Regions from separate parts of the Homo sapiens genome. Here region 2 is linked to region 1. Evidence: read pairs that join two places in POLR2A ChIA-PET (ENCODE). Cell type or tissue: IMR-90. All regions are shown on one strand. Each heading gives the region's core, and the rest is flanking DNA. Links, peaks and the distances in the headings are about the cores only. Region 1 overlaps TENM4 (teneurin transmembrane protein 4). Region 2 overlaps TENM4 (teneurin transmembrane protein 4).

The links. Peaks named below come from ENCODE experiments on the same cell type or tissue, not always from the same donor. Only the 100,000 strongest peaks of a DNase experiment are listed, where the experiment ranks them.
Region 2: POLR2A ChIA-PET joins it to region 1 with 10 read pairs; 4 of 35 experiments call an interaction of 5 or more read pairs at or near these places.

What each region holds. Positions count from the first base shown.
Region 1 is chr11:78,780,331-78,789,418 of GRCh38, reverse strand. It overlaps TENM4 (teneurin transmembrane protein 4), which reads left to right. Exons shown (of 34, transcript NM_001098816.3): 16 at 2,336-2,521. Among named protein-coding and RNA genes, the nearest start is that of NARS2, 210 kb to the right of the region's middle. In IMR-90, for the core only: no CTCF peak of the experiment used is centred there; a DNase peak (open chromatin) is centred at 4,538; H3K27ac peaks cover 2,888 bases.
Region 2 is chr11:78,701,026-78,710,113 of GRCh38, reverse strand. TENM4 (teneurin transmembrane protein 4) reads left to right here. Exons shown (of 34, transcript NM_001098816.3): 27 at 1,599-1,753; 28 at 7,711-8,588. Among named protein-coding and RNA genes, the nearest start is that of NARS2, 130 kb to the right of the region's middle. In IMR-90, for the core only: no CTCF peak of the experiment used is centred there; no DNase peak of the experiment used is centred there.

The DNA.
Region 1 (9,088 bases), core at 800-8,799:
ATTCTTTATCTTGAGGCAAGCCCAAGTGTTTGTCTATGTGAGCAAGAAAGGAAAAGAGCTTGAACAACATCCTAGGGGGCTGCTTGACATAGCTCCGCAGCCCTGTCCTCACGTGGGACAGTCTCATACAGGCAGGTCGCTAGAGAGAAACAGACAGGTGGGCCTGGTTGGACTTTTCAGCCAGGCTAAGTGGGGTGTGGTGAATGTTTACCATTCTCAGGCACCTATAGCCCCAGGCATACCGTAATTCATCCATCATCCAACAAACCTTAGTAAGAGGTCTATTCTATACCAGGATCTGTGCTTGGTACCCGGGATGGAGGTGATCAAAGGAATTAGACCAGCCTCGGGTTCCTAGTCTGATGATAAGACAGACAAAGAAACAGAAAACCACTCTACCATGTAAAAATGGGAAGGAAAGAAACAAGTGAATAACCCACAGGGTGAATTACAGGAGATTTCTCAGAGGAGGGGGTGCTTTTCAGCCAGGTCTTGGGGGTAGATTACACTGTCTAACAGGGAGGGTGCTCTGTCATAGAATCCCACATTCTTACAGCCTGAAGGGATCTTAAATACCATTAGGTTCCACCTGCAACAGATGAGGAAACTGACACCCAGAAGAGAGGAAGTGACCTCCCCAAAGCCACACAGTAGATTAGTGGCTGAGCAGGTATAGATCTCACAAACCTCCTAGACTCCCTGTCTGAAGTTCACTGTGCTGACCTCAATTCAGGAAACCTTTCTTGAGTTGCTTGATCTTTGTCATGCCTTTTTGTCATCCACTTCACTGGGTGCTCGCCAGAGCCCAGTTAGGTCAGCAAAGGGCTGCTGCAAGGCAGCATCATGCAGCTCACACTCTCCAGACAAGGAACTGTCTGACAGGACCAGGAACTCTCCAGACAGGAACCGTAGCTCAGTGAAGTCAAGGGACCTGCCCCAGGTCACACAGCTCAGAAGCTCCTGAGCCTGGCATAGGATCCAGGTCCCTGGCTCCAGGTCAGAGATGTCCCTTCCCACTTTACAGCTGAAGAATCTGATGTGTTACTGCACGTAATAAGTACCTCCCTTTTGAGGTAATGTGCTTGGCAGGATGTCTGGCACAGGAACACAACATACATGGGGACTCGTACTATTTGTTAAATTCTCAAACATTTTATTCATTGTCTTGTAGATTGGTAGGAAGGTCTGAGCCTCTGAGACCTAATTTTGTTTTCTTTTCTTTTTCAAAGTAGCTAAGATTATTAGCAGCTTCTAAACTAAGCATGCAGTTTGGAAGGGAGATGAGCAAATGCACCTTGACAGAGGTGCCAGCTAATTTAGTTTGAAAGAAATGAAAAGGATTGAGATTTTCATGTGAATTTGAAGCATGTGGGGCCACGAGGCATGAGAATCAAGTCAGTCTCTCTCCCTCAGAGCCCTGGCAGAGAGCTTCAGTGGACATGGTTGCTCAACCTGTTTCCTAAAGAGCAGTTGTATTTTGGAAGACTTTACCACCGCTCCCTGCAGTAAGCATGAAGCTGTTGCTGGCCTGGAGCCTGAGGGGCTTGTGAATCGGGCCCTGTGTGTTTTGCACCATCTCACAGATGTGCCTTTGTGAAGGGTGGGCAGCTCCACTCTGGCTATGAAGGGCCCCCCTCCAAACCATTTGCTTTGGATCTGAAACCCCATTTAGATGGTTCTTGGAGTTGGGGTGAGGAAGCAGGAAGCTGAAAGAGAATAAACCCAGCAAAAGCTCAGAACAAACTGCAGGTTTTGGACAACAACCTAGAGTATACTCATGGGGTTGGGGTTCAGCCTCCCTCCCGCACCCCAACCTCAATCAGAGTCCAGGCCGTCATGAAATGCAGGCCCCAGAACTCATCACGTGCCCAGCCAGACCACAAGCACTTCATTGGGCGAAGGGGACTCATCCTTACTTTGTTTTCACACATAACTGGTTTTTAATTACATTTGACTTTTCCTGATGTCTGTTCAGAATGCCGGTCCCCTTTGGAAGGGGCAAGCACAAAGGCAGGGACAGGTTGGCAAGAAGGAGAAGCAAATTGAGCAGAGCCCTACAATCCTTCCTCTTTTGGTGGGGAAACAGGCACAGGGCAGGCTTCTGCCCAGAGAATTGTTCTCATCTGAGGGTCATTGTCCACGGAGATTAGTCTCGCGAGCCTCTGGAATCCTGATCTGTCACAGAAGCCCAGGTATGTAGCCAAGTGTGACTTTGGTTTCCAACAATAACTTGCTCAATACTTGTTGTTTTTCTCTCTCCTCTCTCCCCTGCCCCTCTGGCCACTGCCTCCCATCCTGGCCCTGGTGTCCTCCCTTCTTCTGCTCCTCCCCACAGAGATCTGTGCTGCCGACTGTGGTGGCCATGGCGTGTGCGTAGGGGGCACCTGCCGCTGCGAGGATGGCTGGATGGGGGCAGCCTGCGACCAGCGGGCCTGCCACCCGCGCTGTGCCGAGCATGGGACCTGCCGCGACGGCAAGTGCGAGTGCAGCCCTGGCTGGAATGGCGAACACTGCACCATCGGTATGGCGGGCCGAGGTCCCCGGGTACCTTCTCTGGTCTGCAGGACATCTTTGTCTGTTGGGGCATTTCAGGGCCAGCCTGGGCCCTCATCGCATGTGGGGATGGGGAAGAAAGTCCTTTCATCTGGAGGTATTATGACTGGCATTTCCTAGCCATCGGTTGGATTTAAACTCACGATTTGGTATTTTCAACCTTATTACTCCCAATTTCCATTTCCCATGTCCTGGTTAGCTGGTTAGCACACCTTGCTCTTTAGCTCCTCCAAGGCTACATGCGGTATGGATCTGTGTCAGGGAGCTCTGTGTTGAGGAATGAGGCAGATGAGCACTTCTTAGCAGCTATGGGCAAGCCCCGTCAACTTTCTGAGCCTCAGTTTCCTCACTCGTAAGATGGGGATAATAATACATGTGAAGACCTTAGCAAAGGCTGGCATACAGTGGAGTGCCCAGTACATGCAGCCATTATTATCCAATGCATTATCTTGCTGGGATGGCTGGGGCTTAGCTCTGAGCCCTCCATGCCCACTGGGCTCCTAGGTCAGAATTCCCCAAGAGGTCTGGAATCCTGGGGAGAGCTCCCCACAGGCCCTAAGGCCACATCTGGAGTCCATTAGGCCTGGGATCTTCCCCCGTCCTCAGCTTCCATCCTGTCTGCATTTGTCTCCTTTCCCCTCCCTTGGGGTCTCCTCGGCACCAGCTCCTGCTGAAGCAGCTCTGAAAACAAGCTGATCACTTCGTTCCCTTCCTTCTGCCTTTCCTGCCGGTTTTGTTGATTTTAAACTCAGCCAGACGTTTTGCTTGGTTTATTATCCTGGAATGAGCACTCACCAAAAGCTCTTTATTGAATCAACCGGTTTGTGTATATATGTGTGTTTTAGCTTCTTCCCCTTCCGTTTTTGTTTTTTGTTTTTTGGTTTTTTTTTTAAATGAAGGGTCTGTGATCAGATGGTGAGCACATGGCTTTAGAAGGCAGGATTCCAGGTACCTTTCTGGCTTAGAAAGTGACCTCTTGGGTCTTAGAGAAACTGGAAGACAAGCCCCACAGCTTTGGAGAGACAAAGGAATTTTGAGCAAACAGAGCTACCTCTTACCCCTTGAGGGTTTTTTCAGTCTTCATTGTTTTTGTTTTGAAGCCTAACATTAGTTTGTATCCTTGGTCCCTGCCCCTGCAACATCCCTGGGTTTTGGCCATGGAATACCTTACATTTATTAATATTAATAATAATAATGGCTTCTGATTTTTAAGTATTCACAACGTGCCGAGAGCTGCACTAAGAACTTTAGCTGCATTATTTTATCCTCCTTACAATCACCCTGTGAAGCAGTATGTATTATTTCCTCATTTTCAAGGACCTGAGGCTTAAGGTCACGGAACTTCAAAGAGGTAGAGCAGGAATTTGACACTCGATTTTTCCTTACCAGCTGCTTACTCTGCAGCCCTTGCACGATAAAGTCCTGGTTTTCCACTGAGGCATCTGCTCCTGTCCCTCCTGGAGACTGTGCCCTGTCGTGGCAGCTGCACTCAGAGTCCCTCACCTAATCTGCCCAGCCTCCACCCTCAACAGAGCCACTCCATCACAATGGCAGCCACTGCAGGTTGTGCTGCGTCATGTTACTGTGTGCACCTTGATGGCTTCTTTATATCGGTGTCATCCTCCCTTACACTTGTCCTGGAAACCCCTTAGTGAGAAGTGGCCCTGGTCATCTGAGGGGGCCTCTTCTTTAAACTCTGCTTTCCCCTCACCTTCCCTTTTCTGCATGACTGAGGATGAACCAACCTTTCAACCTCCCAGCCCAGAAGAAAGCCCACACCTATCTAAAAAACAAAAACAAAAAAAAAAAACAAAAACAGAAACAAAAAAACCAGAGCCCAGAGAGGGCCCATTCTGTTTGCTGTCTCTTGCTTACAGAGTCCTCAGCTCATCTTACCAAACTCCAAAACGTTTGCAAATGTTGGACAAAAATGTTATAAGATAAACGCATCTCATCTTAGGGAACCTCTCCCTTCGTCTAGTCACACATGACTCATGTTGGGGCTTGTGGGCAGGCTGTTTTACAGGCAGTGTTTTCTGGATATTCATCAGCCTGGCCTTAAGAATGTCCCTTTTATTTTGATGCCAAGAAGTCAAACCATCCACTTCTACCTCCCCTGTATGCTCTGTTGTCGCTCTTCTAGAACAGATTCCACCTTGGGGATGCAGATACCTTTTCCCCTCCAGATAAGAAATACATCAAAGTAAATGTGCACAATATAAGAATAAGGTTGACGGTCCTAAATACCAAAGAAATGTCATAGGACATTGAAGAAGCAATAGACTAGTCATAGTGGCTCAGCTGAAAGGACTTTGGCTGGGAATTCTATTAATACCTCTCATTGTGTGGTGAGCATTTTCTTCGTCCTTGTCTAATTTTCCTGCATGGTAACCTTCTCTCTGTGGGTCTCTGCCCGTGGCCAGCTGCGTCCCCATGAGAAACTCACCACCCTCGTGCTGAAGGAACACTTCAATAACCCTGTAGGATATAAGGGAAGGGGGAGGGGAGGCAAAGTAGAGAAACAATGGTCCCATCCTTTTCTTGTTGAAATAGAAATGAGAAGGGGAAATCCATTTTTAGTCTTTGATGGTAACAAGAAGCATTTCCTTGTTTCCAGAGAACTTTACTCCCTGTGAGAGTCATTTAGGAAAAGAAAAAAACTGCTGATGTGAAAAGTTAGAAATTCAAAGTGTTAAATTTTCTCTTGTTATCAGATTTCATTATCATACAATAGGTCATTATCGTGTAGCTAGCTCCTAGCTGCAATAGTTATTTCCCATACCAGAGAAAGAGCTGGTATCCATGACACTGATTTCGAGACCTCTAGGCAGTGGAAGCAAAAAAAGAGGGCCTGTTTATTTACATACTGCCGACCTGCGTAAACAGGAAGGAATGGCTTGATGACCTTACAGCAGGAATACAGAATTTAAAGAACAAGACAAATCTGGGCCCCTTATGGCCAAGTCCCCAGCGTTAAGAGCCTTTTTACCCCAGTGACATTTCCCAGAGCAGATTATTATAGTAGGAATTAAATATCTTCTTTTGGAGCCTTTGGCTCACCTTATCTTTCATGGAAGCTACATGATTCTTCTCAAGAGAGGTTGGTTTTCAGAATGAAAGGGAATTTGACAGTGGCATCCTCTTCAATGACAGTATTTTTGTCAAACAGCAAAAATATTTCACATTCAATCCTAATTCCTTATGTTAGGAATCACCTGTCTCTTTGCATCTTGAAGAAGGGTCTTTGGTAAAAGCACCAGGGCCAGACCACGCAGTTGCCTGAGGCTTTAGTTTCTCTATCCATGAATCACAGAATGGAGTGGCTGGAGTAGGTCCCCAAGGGTGACAGAAGTTCATCCCCCTCCTCCACTGCCCACAGAACTGCACACCCATCAGCCCAAAAGTGAGTCACCTGCTCCTAAAAATATCTCATGAAGAAAAAGGGATTCTTCATTTTTACTGTTACTTACATGGCACTAATACTCCCACTTGCATATATGAAACCCAGTTTTCCTAGTCCAGAAGTCAGGCTAAGATGGATTGATTTGGATCTGTTTCTCAAGTATATGATTGACAGAGAGTCACCAAGTGCATATTTTTGGATCTTTTCAAGGAGTTTTATGGATCCATGAAGTCTGGTGCTTGACCTCTGATTTCCTTTGAGAAAGCTGAAAATCGTAGTTAAATTTAACAAGGCGTTTAATTTTTTTCCTATTTCTTTGAAAACACTACTAACATTTTGGATCAATTCTATCATGGTTTTTCTATTTACCTCAGTGCCCCTTGTCTCTAAAGTAAAGAAAACACCTGTAGAAAATGCCAGCTTCTGATTACATTAATAAAATTCCAGCTTGACTCTAAAGCTGTGATTGTTCAAGATACCACATATACAGAATTATTTACCAGACTTCAGGAGAGCTGTCCAATCCTAGAAGTCCTGATTTTTAAACAAAAGCTTCCTCTGGGGGTAAAGATCAAAATGATACCCTGAAGATGCAATTACTTGTGTGAGTAAAACCAGACTTCCCAATGAAGAGAAATTATAAAGAAAAGCCACAAAATCTTCCGTGCTTTGTCCAGTTTTTTTTTTTTTAAAAAAAAAGACAGAGTCTCACTCTGTTGCGCATGCTGGAGTACAGTGGCACCACCTCGGATCACTGAAACTTCCGCCTCCCAGGTTCAAGCAATTCTTCTGCCTCAGCCTCCCGAGTAGGTGGGACTATAGGTGTGCACCACCACACCAGCTAATTTTTGTTTTTTGTTTTTTTGAGATGGAGTTTCACTCTTGTTGCCCATCCTGGAGTGCAGTGGCACGACCTCGGCTGACCGCAACCTCTGCCTCCCGGGTTCAAGTGATTCTCCTGCCTCAGCCTCCCAAGTAGCCGGGATCACAGACGCCCGCCACCACACCTGGCTAATTTTGTAGTTTTAGTAGAGACAGAGTTTCTCCATGTTGGTCACGCTGATCTCAAACTCCTGACCTCAGGTGATCCACCTGCCTCGGCCTCCCAAAGTACTGGGATTACAGGCATAAGCCACCACGCCTGGCCTAATTTTTGTATTTTTAGTAGTGACGGGGTTTCACCATGTTGACCAGGCTGGTCTCTAACAACTCCTGACCTCAAGTGATCCACCGGCTTCAGCCTCCCAAAGTGCTGGGACTACAGGCACGAGCCACCACACCTGGCCCTTTGTTTGCTTTTGAATGATAGCTATCAGATTTCTTTTTCATAATCAGAAAATCCTTAACCAAGAGCCCACAAATCACTCATGAGGTATAGGACCCTGTGATAACGCTATGGTTATCCCTCCTGAAAGCATTCACTCACAACAGGACCTGTGGTTTGACAAGACAGATGCTGACAAGGAGAAAGAGAAAATGTACAGGGATCTACCTCAAGTTATCAGAGCACAAGTTTAATTTGCTGATGATCCTGGGAGACTTCAGCCCACACGTGGTGGGGTGGGAATCTGGCTTTGAATTTCTCTCAGTGTGGGTGTCACTGACCACTTATCCAAAGAGAGAAGAGCACTGATGTATCCAAGAGCTTAGCAAGAACATCTCTTTGGTGGTTTGTCACCCATCCGAAAGAAGTTCAGATGACTAGAACCGCCAACCCATCACCTGCTGTAGTGATCCTTGTTTCTTGTGGCCTAACATGTACCAATGATGCAGCCGTTCGAGTTGCCCTGAGGCTCCTGGAGAGTAAGAATGGAAAGCCTCTTGCCATGTTCTCCATAACTTTGGATAGGGGGCCCCTGAAGATTCTTAAGATTATCCCAAGAGAAACTTTTGGAAACCTCTGTTGGTAGAGGCAAGTCAAGGAAAGAAGTTTTATGTTGGTGATCAGAGAAAGGCCAAAGAGAGCTAAGACCGTGCAGACCAACCTCATGCCAAAAGCTCAGTCTGTAGCATAAATAGCTATAGTACCTTTATTATCTCCGGCTTTTCACACAGAGATAGGAACATAGTAGGAGTATGAGAAACATTTGTACAATGCCAAAGAAACAAGCGTTGCCCAAGAGAAAAGATGCCTACTGCCATCATCTTCATCCTGAAGTTCTGAAGAGAAAGATGCAGGAATTGATGAAGTCCTGAATCCACCTTTCATAATGCAAAGCTTGCATCATCTTTTCTAAAAGTTGGTACTTTAAAATCATGAATTTTTAAACAACTGTACTCAACAGCATATGTGCCAAGGTTTTCAAACAATAAAAGCAACCACAGTATGGACTTCCGCATATGCCTTTTATAAATAAATGGCAGTAAAGTTCAAAGACCCATTTGTCACTCCCATTTTCAATAGCCAGAGACAAGGAAGCTCCATTCCATTCCCGGAAAACTCATGGACTTGGTATTAACTGGCTGTTACCAGCTTTTGGATTCACAGTGTGGCTCGGGGGCTCTTTGTAGCAAAGGAATCCCTTTTGATTTGTGGAGTCAGGATTTGAAGTTTTGAATGTCTACTTTTGTCTCCTGAAAACTCACAGTGCTGATGGTAACCTGAGCCTGCCTCCATCATTTCCACTGATTTTCTTTCCTACCTGTGGTCTGGAGAAATTAGTAAGAATTTTTAAAGGTATCAAAAACATATTTTCACTTAATAGTGCTCTTCATGGTTATGTGGTTCTTGAAAATGAAATGGCATTAGAAGAGAGAGAGCTCTCTTAAGTCAGCCCCTGGCCCTGGGGAGATTATCCTGTAGAATGGATATAAGCTTCACTCACCACCAGAACCACTATACTACCATTAAGTTTGGAGACAATCAGGAAAGTTTTTTTCATCAGAGAACTCCCTCACGGTGGAAGCTATGACCACTTGGATCCCAGTGATGGCATCTCATCCAGCCTAGCCATCCCTGGGAAAAAAAAATCTAGGCTCACTACACCTCTTCTATAACTGGATTCAGAGTTATTATAAGAACTTATAATTGGGACCCTCCAAAAAATTCTGCAGATAAGAAAGCTAACAAAACCACAAGAGCCAGGTGATTCTATGTATTCATGCCCTTTGATAGCATATCCTGGGAGATGA
Region 2 (9,088 bases), core at 549-8,548, 79 kb after region 1:
CTTCTTCCACTGCCTTCCCCAGAGAAAACATAGTGAAACAAAAGTGACCAGAATCTCCTGTATTTTACCATGACCCTCTTGAGTCTGTCCTTTCTTGTGCTGCTCACATGGTACTGATTCATTCCTGTGCCTTTCCATCTAAACTGGGTGCTGCCCAGGGCCATGTCTCATCTGTATCCCACGACAGTTCATGGTTATGTCTGATTCTTGCGATTCTGAACCTGGGATGGAAATTACTATCACCCATGTACACTATTAAAGCACCCTGTTCCTGGTCCTAGCCACCCGCTGAATTCGTATTTCCAGGAGTTAGGCCAGCAGGTGTATATTGAAAAACCTCTTCAGGTGCCTGTGATGCACATCACAGGCTGAGAGGTACTGATACAGTGGAGTGGTTCTCAGACTCTGGTTTGTGTCATTATCACCCAAGGTGCTTGTCAAAAATGCAGATAGTAGCTCAGACTCCACTTGAGATATTTTGAAGCAGCTACCTGGGGGGTGCAGTTTAGCAAACTCCCCAGGGGATTCCCATACACATCCAAGAGTGAGAAATACAGATTTGGAGCAATCTCATTGTTTGACAGCTGGGAAGACAAACACAGAGATGCTCAGTGACTTGCCCGAGGTCACACAAGTTGGGTCAGGGAGAAAGTTAACAGGGTGAGACAGTCTAGTGAATGGAGCAGGTGATGTTGAGTAATGATTCTGACTCCTCTCCTCAGTGTGCTGCCTTTAGAAATTCAATTCAACAATATTCTCTACACAAATCCATAGGATTCTATTCAGATTCCGTAGTTTTGTAATGATCAGTGAGACTAAAATAATAAGAATAGAAAAGCATGAAGGACGGGCCGGGCATGGTGGCTCACGCCTGTAATCCTAGCACTTTGGGAGGCCAAGGCGGGTGGATCACCTGAGGTCAGTAGTTCAAGACCAACATGGTGAAATCTCATCTCTACTAAAAAAAAAAAAAAAAAAATTAGCCAGGCATGGTGGCGCATGCCTGTGGTCCCAGCTAACTGGGAGGCTAAGGCAGAAGAATTGCTTGAACCTGGGAGGCAGAGGTTGCAGTGAGCCGAGATCGCGCCACTGCACTACAGCCTGGGTGACAGAACGAGACTCTTTTTTTAAAAAAAAAAAAAAAGAAAGAAAAAGAAAGAAAAGAAAAATGGTTACCAAAAAGGGGAACTAATTATTATAATTACAGAGCTTCAGAAATAGGTGAATTTAAATAATTCACAGTGTTAATATTGAAAAAGATCCTCCTTACCACTGTATCTCTAGTGCTTAAAAACCCCCAGAAGTTATGAATCCAGGTTTAGTGGATGGCTAAGGGGATAGATTAAAATCTCAGGAGGCAGCAAGGTGGGAGGACCAGAGCCCTGGAAGATCTGAAAAAGTTCTAATCCCTGCTTTGAACAAGTCACTCAAGGCCTCTGAGCCTGAGACTCCTCCTCTTTGAGAGAGGAATGAAGGTTGTGGGAGGCTCAAACCCAATCATGTAGAGGAGGTGCTCTGTCAGTTAGCAAGGCTCCAGGAATGTGCGGGTCATTGTCATCTCTGATGCTGAGTTCCTGTTTTGGCTTCTCTGCCCCCAGGCATTACAGTGGACAAGTTTGGGCTGATCTACTTCGTGGATGGCACCATGATCAGACGCATCGATCAGAATGGGATCATCTCCACCCTGCTCGGCTCTAATGATCTCACATCAGCCCGGCCACTCAGCTGTGATTCTGTCATGGATATTTCCCAGGTAAGATGGCTTCATCTACCAAAGCCCTGGGACTGCCCACTCATCCTCTCATCTGCCACCCAGCCAGCCTGCTGGCCATTCATCTTTGCACTGATAAGCCTTTAAAGAGCACCTACTTGGTGCCAGGCTGTGATGAGCACCAAGGACACAAAGACAAGTAAGATACAGCCATGTCCTGGGAGTTCACCATCAGGAGTAACAAGTGGAAGCCCAGGGGACAGTGAAGAAATCTCCCTAAGGAAACCTCAGCAGCAGCAGAGTAGGATAGACAGAGCTTTACACCACGTGACATTAAATCCATTGCCACCTGAACTTCCTCTTTGGTAACACTGATGGGTATTTGTACATTGCCTGTTCTCTTTCTAAGCTATGTGAGGACAGAAATGCTGTCAGTAACCAGGGTGCCTGGCTACCCAAATTTGGGCACAGTCTATACTTGCTGATTGATTAATCGATTGATTGAATCCTAGCTTTTGCCACTCACTCACTCAGTAACTTTCTTTTGAGCCTCACTTTTTATATCTGTGAAATGGAAATAATTCACATCGGCCCAGTAGGATTACCCTGAAGATACATGAAACAATGCATCCACGACTCCTAGCATTGCTTGGCCCTTCAGAGGTGATGAATGAACAAAAGTTAGAGTGCCTGCTTTCACACAAGAGGTGACATTTATGCAAGTTTTACAGGTTGAATAGAATAGGGGTTTGCTGAGTGGCAAGAAAGAAAAGGAGACATTTCACACAAAGGAAACAGCATGTGCAAAGGCACAAAGATGTTAATGAGGCTGGTACACTCAAAGAATAGTGGAAAATTGAAAACCATAGCATAGGGTGCTTGGAAGCAGGTGGCCGCAGTTAAAACAAGAAGCATGGTTTGGGTCCAGGAAGGGACGGACCCTGTTGTACCATGCCAAAGAGTTTGCACATTTGCAGGTGGATACCAGGAACCCATTATAGGTCAAAAAGAGACACAAGTGACTGGCTATCCAGCATGTCCTTAGTACATCCTGTGATGACTTGGCAAGGGTATGTCCTTTGTTGCTGGATCCTTTGGCTGGGCCAGGCCCATGCTGAATCAGTGGCCTGTGCTGAATCTTGCCAACATTACCAAAACCTGGGAAATCAGGAGCATTGAGTTACATCAAATTGCAAATTGATTTCAGCTCCAGCAACATTTAGCTTTTTAAACCCCTTCATTTTTAGGGGAGCCTGCACACACAGGCCCTTTTCCACTGACTGTGTCACCTGCTTCCAGCCTTTCTGGTCATGCCTACCTCTGTTACTGACATGTATCGCTAAGTCCTTCCACAGAGCCTTGTGGATGCTGCTGGAGGTCCCAGCACTCATGTCACCTCCCCATCGCATGCTGGGATGGTTTCCCTCTGCACCAGCTAATGTGATTATTACACTCCAGAGTGGATGCTGTTCTCTGCCACTCGTCTTTGCAGTTTTGGCAGGCTTACCCTTGCTGGCTAGTGAGTTTCCCTCTCCAGTCTGTGAGCAAGCTTGAATTACCCGTCAGGAAGCCATGGCCTAAGGATGTGCATACAAGTATTTTCAATTCTCAAAATGGGCCCTCAACCAGCCAGCACAGGGTGCCGAAAATTTTCAGTCCACACATCGGAAAATTGTTTAACTTTAGATAGAGGTACTGCCAAGCAGCCGGATCAAAGGCTTGGAAGACAACTGGCATATGGCGGAGGGGGAAAAAAATGCTAAAACCCACACTTAGATTCAGAAATCCTGGACTGAAATCTCTAAAGGCCCTCACTACCTTTGTCTGAATGTCAGCATGGGATTTTCTTTAACCAAACTCTCCAATACTGGCATCTATTTTACAGACACATTTGCGCAGGTGTCACTGGCTTTCATTCTCAGAGCTTCCTCTCTACTCCGCTGCCCCATGGGGAGCAGGGAGGTAAGCAAGGGAGAGCACACAGCTCAGAGGCATGAGTGAGAAGGCGAGAGCCAAGGAACTTGGACCAGCTCCTTTGGGAGGAGACAAACCCAGGCCCAAAAAGAAACTAAAGAGAGAGGCACAGAGCAGAGAAGGAACAGAAGGAAGTTGTTGCAACCTGTTAAGAAGTGGAGATGGCCACCACCGACAGAGAATAACTCTATGCTTAGGATCCAAAATAAGAACTTAGTATGGGCCAGGCGCTCTGTTAGAAATGGGGGTACAGAATAAGTACAACTTCTCTTTTCTTACTTAGCTATCACAATAGTCTCATAGGGTAGAGCTGATCTACCCCCATTTTATAGATAAGAATACTGAGGTGTGATGAATGCAAATGCATTTATAAATGTAGAGCCCTGTACCAGGTTCCATCAGAGATATGGAAATGAATTTTTTAATGAAATTATGTACACAAATTGTCTAGTACAGTGCCCAGCAGCTAGTAATAGGATGTGAATACTAGTTCCCTTTAAAATCCACAAAAAACTTCCTTGTACATTGTCTCATTTAAGCTTTACAACTACCCTATGTAATATGTGTTATCCCCTTTTAGATATAGAGAAAGATGTTCAGTGTTTAAGAAACTTGAGGTAGGTGACACATGTAGCAATTGTGGAACTGGAATAGGAAGTGAGGTGTCCTGACCCCAATCTCTCACTCCCTCTATGCCATTTGCTGGTCCTTCCTTCCTTCGTTCATTCATTTGACAATCCATTTTTGCAAGAAAATCACTCTGCAACAAGGCAGCCAGCTCCAAGTGCTTTAATAAAGGCACAGAATGTTCCGGTGGACAGGGAAGAGGGTCCCATTCCACACTGGAACCATAGAACGTGGGAGCTGCAAGACCTCTGAAATTATCAAGTCTAGTCCATTCATTTTGGGGATGGGAAATCAAGTCTCAGCACGATCATCGCTAATAGGGTGGTGAAACCAGAGAGGCTGAGGTAGTTGGTCTGGTGCAGGATCATCACACGGGCAGTGTGACAGAGTGAGGACTGACTCCAAGAGCAATGCCCCTTCTCCTTTCCCAGGCACCTCTGTGCACATGGCATAAGGGGAAAGTGTAGGAAAGCACTTGCTCTACATTCCTTCCTCTCTTTCCTCTCCTCTCTCCCTCCACTGACTCTGTCTCCCCCTAGTCTTCCCATCAAGGAACGATCTTTTCATCATAACGACAGGCAGAAAGGTCTCCACAAGCAGGTCCCCAAGGTGCCACAGGACCAGAAGGCATAAAATATTTAGCGGCCAGAGTTGACAAGAAGTGGGTTTTAAGAAATTGAAAATTCCCCTGTCACTTTAGAGCAAACTGTGTTCCTGATGCAGCCAAAAGCTGCCACGACACTGCCCAGAGAGCGAGGGGAGTGTGAAGCAGCAGCACTGGCCGGCAGCGGCCCTGGCGAGTTTGCAGGCTCCCTGGCTCTGCAGGGACAGAGGGAGCTGGGAGTAAGGGGACAAGAAGACTTTAGAAAGCAGGACCGGAAGATCATGCTCTAAAGAACTGAGAAAGGGCCTGCCCCCTCCTGAGAATGTCCCTGAGCTGCAGGGACAGATGGAGGTGGCCTCACTCGTGTGTATATAATGTATTGGGGTTTCTTTTTACATTGGTAAACTACCACATGTACATTGTAGAAAATATAAGAAGTTAGAAATCACAAAGAAGGAAATTAAAATCACCTTTAATCTTACTATGGTTAACATTTTGATATATATGCCATCCCTCAAGCACTTAATCTCCTCTTTATCTATAATCTAGCTAAACTTCTTATATTTTTCCCCAATTGGTATCCCACTGTGCTTACAGTTCTGTAACCTGTTCTTTCTACTTAATACATAGCAAACATTTCTCCATGTCATTAAATATCCATCTATAACATCACTTTTAACAACTACACACAGTATTCCAATTTATGAGCAAACTAAATGTACTATTATTTAGCCAGTTCTCAGTTGTTGGGCATTTGAGTTGGTTCTCGGTCTTTGTCATTATTAAAAATGGCTTCATCATTATTAAAAACACTCTTATAGACGATGGTATACAAAAGTAAATTCCTGGAAGAAAAACTTCTTATCTAAAAGCATACACTTAGGCCAAACACAGTGGCTTACACCTGTAATCCCTGTACTTCGGAAGGCCACGGTAGGCAAATTGCTTGAGCCCAGGAGTTTGATACCAGCCTGGGTAATATAGCAAAGCCCTGTCTCTACAAATATATATATATATATATATATATATATATATATAGACACACATACATACACATAGACATACACGTGTATATATATATATAGACACACACACATACATATGTATATGTATGTATATATTTATATATATATGTGTGTGTGTGTGTGTGTGTGTGTGTGTGTATATATATATGTGTGTGTGTGTGTGTGTGGTGGCACATGCCTGTAGTACCAGCTACTCAGGAGGCTGAGGTGGGAGGATCGCTTTAGCCTGGAAGGTGGAGGCTGCAGTGAGTCAAGATTGTACCACTTCACTCCAGCCCGGGTGACAGAGTGAGACCCAGTCATACACATACATACATACATAAGTAAATTAAAATAAAGGTATACACTTGCTTAAGCGCACCCCAGATTGGACCAAATATCAAGGGTTTGTAGGGGGCTCAGGAAGTCTAAGGCAGTGAATTTTTAGGTGGGGTGGAAAAATCAGCAGTAGGGTGCACCTGTCGGCACTTCCAGCCCACACAAAACATGGCTGGACCTCCTAGAGACACAGGTGGCAAAGGGTTCCCCTTAGTGCCAATACCTCCTAGTGTGATAGATCCAACAATCCAGCCTTCAAGTCCACTGAAGAAAACACTCCTCCCCTCAGACCATGCCAGCTACAATCCCCTGGGTGCCCACTTGAAGACTCACCATGACCTATGCCAGTTTCCCAGCCTGGCTCAGAGGAGGTTCCACATGGGGCCCAGCACTTCTGAACTCCTAGTTCCTACAACCAGCTTCAGTAATCCTTTCCAGGTGGACCTGTTCTCTGAGGTACTAGAACCACTGTCTGGAGCAGGGCTTCATAAACCTTAGTGTGCACAGAAATCGCCTGGGGATTTTGCTTAAGTGCAGATACTGATTCAGTAGGTTTGGAGGAGGCCTGTCATTCTGCGTTTATGCTCAGCTCCTAGGTGAGCTGATGCTGATGACCACACATAAGGAGCAAGGATCCAGTCATGATTCTCAAGCCCACATCAGGATCACTCAGGAAGCTTTTCAAAATAATGCCGATGCCCAAGCTCCAAGCCCAGGGATCTGATTTCACCCACCAAGGGTGGGGTTTTCCCACCATTATTTTCTAAAATCGCCACAGATAATTTGAATGTGAGGCCAGATTTGAGAATCACTGGTCTAGAACTATGACAGACAGAGGCCATGGTTAGCTTGTCTTTATGTCTCTAGCAGCTAGCCAGCTGTTAATCCATGAACTCAAAGAATTGAGAAATCATACATGTATCATATCAACCATGTATGAAGAATCTTTCTTAAGCCTCTGAACAACTCCTACTTCAGCCTCCAGACTCCATCTGCCTTTCCCTCCCATCTTAGAACATCAGCTGCCATTATTTGGTGGGTTATGGTGGGTCAGGGACTCTGTGCTCTTGTCATTCCCATTTCCCATATGTGACTATTGAAGCTCAGAGAGGCAAAGTAACTTGCCCACAGTCATAAGTAGTGGACTATGCTCTGAACTCAGGCCTATTTGACTCCAAAGTCTACCCTTTTGCCTACTATTTTGTTGTTGTTAACTCCTTCTTCATGTTTTGTCAGTCTAATGAGACCATCACATGTCTCAGTGGCAGCTCTTTCATGGTTTCCCGGTGATCAGGGGGCTGACGCTTCATTGTTGATGATAGGCTGCATGAGGATCAAGCAAGACTGTATATGAAGCCACTTTGGACACTGTTATGGGCTACATGGGCTATGGGATGGATTAGTGGTGGGCATCTTGCCAGTCATTTGAGTATCGGTGTCTTCATTGTCAGGTTCACCTGGAGTGGCCCACAGACTTAGCCATCAACCCAATGGACAACTCACTTTATGTCCTCGACAACAATGTGGTCCTGCAAATCTCTGAAAACCACCAGGTGCGCATTGTCGCCGGGAGGCCCATGCACTGCCAGGTCCCTGGCATTGACCACTTCCTGCTAAGCAAGGTGGCCATCCACGCAACCCTGGAGTCAGCCACCGCTTTGGCTGTTTCACACAATGGGGTCCTGTATATTGCTGAGACTGATGAGAAAAAGATCAACCGCATCAGGCAGGTCACCACTAGTGGAGAGATCTCACTCGTTGCTGGGGCCCCCAGTGGCTGTGACTGTAAAAATGATGCCAACTGTGATTGTTTTTCTGGAGACGATGGTTATGCCAAGGATGCAAAGTTAAATACCCCATCTTCCTTGGCTGTGTGTGCTGATGGGGAGCTCTACGTGGCCGACCTTGGGAACATCCGAATTCGGTTTATCCGGAAGAACAAGCCTTTCCTCAACACCCAGAACATGTATGAGCTGTCTTCACCAATTGACCAGGAGCTCTATCTGTTTGATACCACCGGCAAGCACCTGTACACCCAAAGCCTGCCCACAGGAGACTACCTGTACAACTTCACCTACACTGGGGACGGCGACATCACACTCATCACAGACAACAATGGCAACATGGTAAATGTCCGCCGAGACTCTACTGGGATGCCCCTCTGGCTGGTGGTCCCAGATGGCCAGGTGTACTGGGTGACCATGGGCACCAACAGTGCACTCAAGAGTGTGACCACACAAGGACACGAGTTGGCCATGATGACATACCATGGCAATTCCGGCCTTCTGGCAACCAAAAGCAATGAAAACGGATGGACAACATTTTATGAGTAAGTACTAAAACAAGGCCATTTGATGATTTTGTTTCATTAATTCATTGTAGGATTGGAGGTAAATTGATCGAGTATTTTATTTTAATTCAGGATTTGGGATAAAAACTATTACTTATAATACATTCTACATGTTCATATTCCACATGATTTCTCCTAGGAAGGAAATGGTCTAGTGGAGAAGGCATAAGCTTTGGAGTCAGAGGAGCTGGGCATCAGTTCCCACTCTACCATGGACTTAATCCCTATTGGCCTCAGTTTCCACATCTGTAGAATGGATACAGTGGATACCTGCCCAGCATACCACAGGGAGATGGTGTAGATGAAAAGTACTTACCTGATGAAGTGCTAGCATCTTCATATGACCACTGTCCACAAATGTGGCAAGGGGAGAAGGAACAGGCACATGTGGATGAATTTTCCACATAATTGAAGCTCTTGTCTTCAAATTCCAAAAAAAAACCCTTTTCATTTTAACCATTTTGCATGGGACTTTTCTT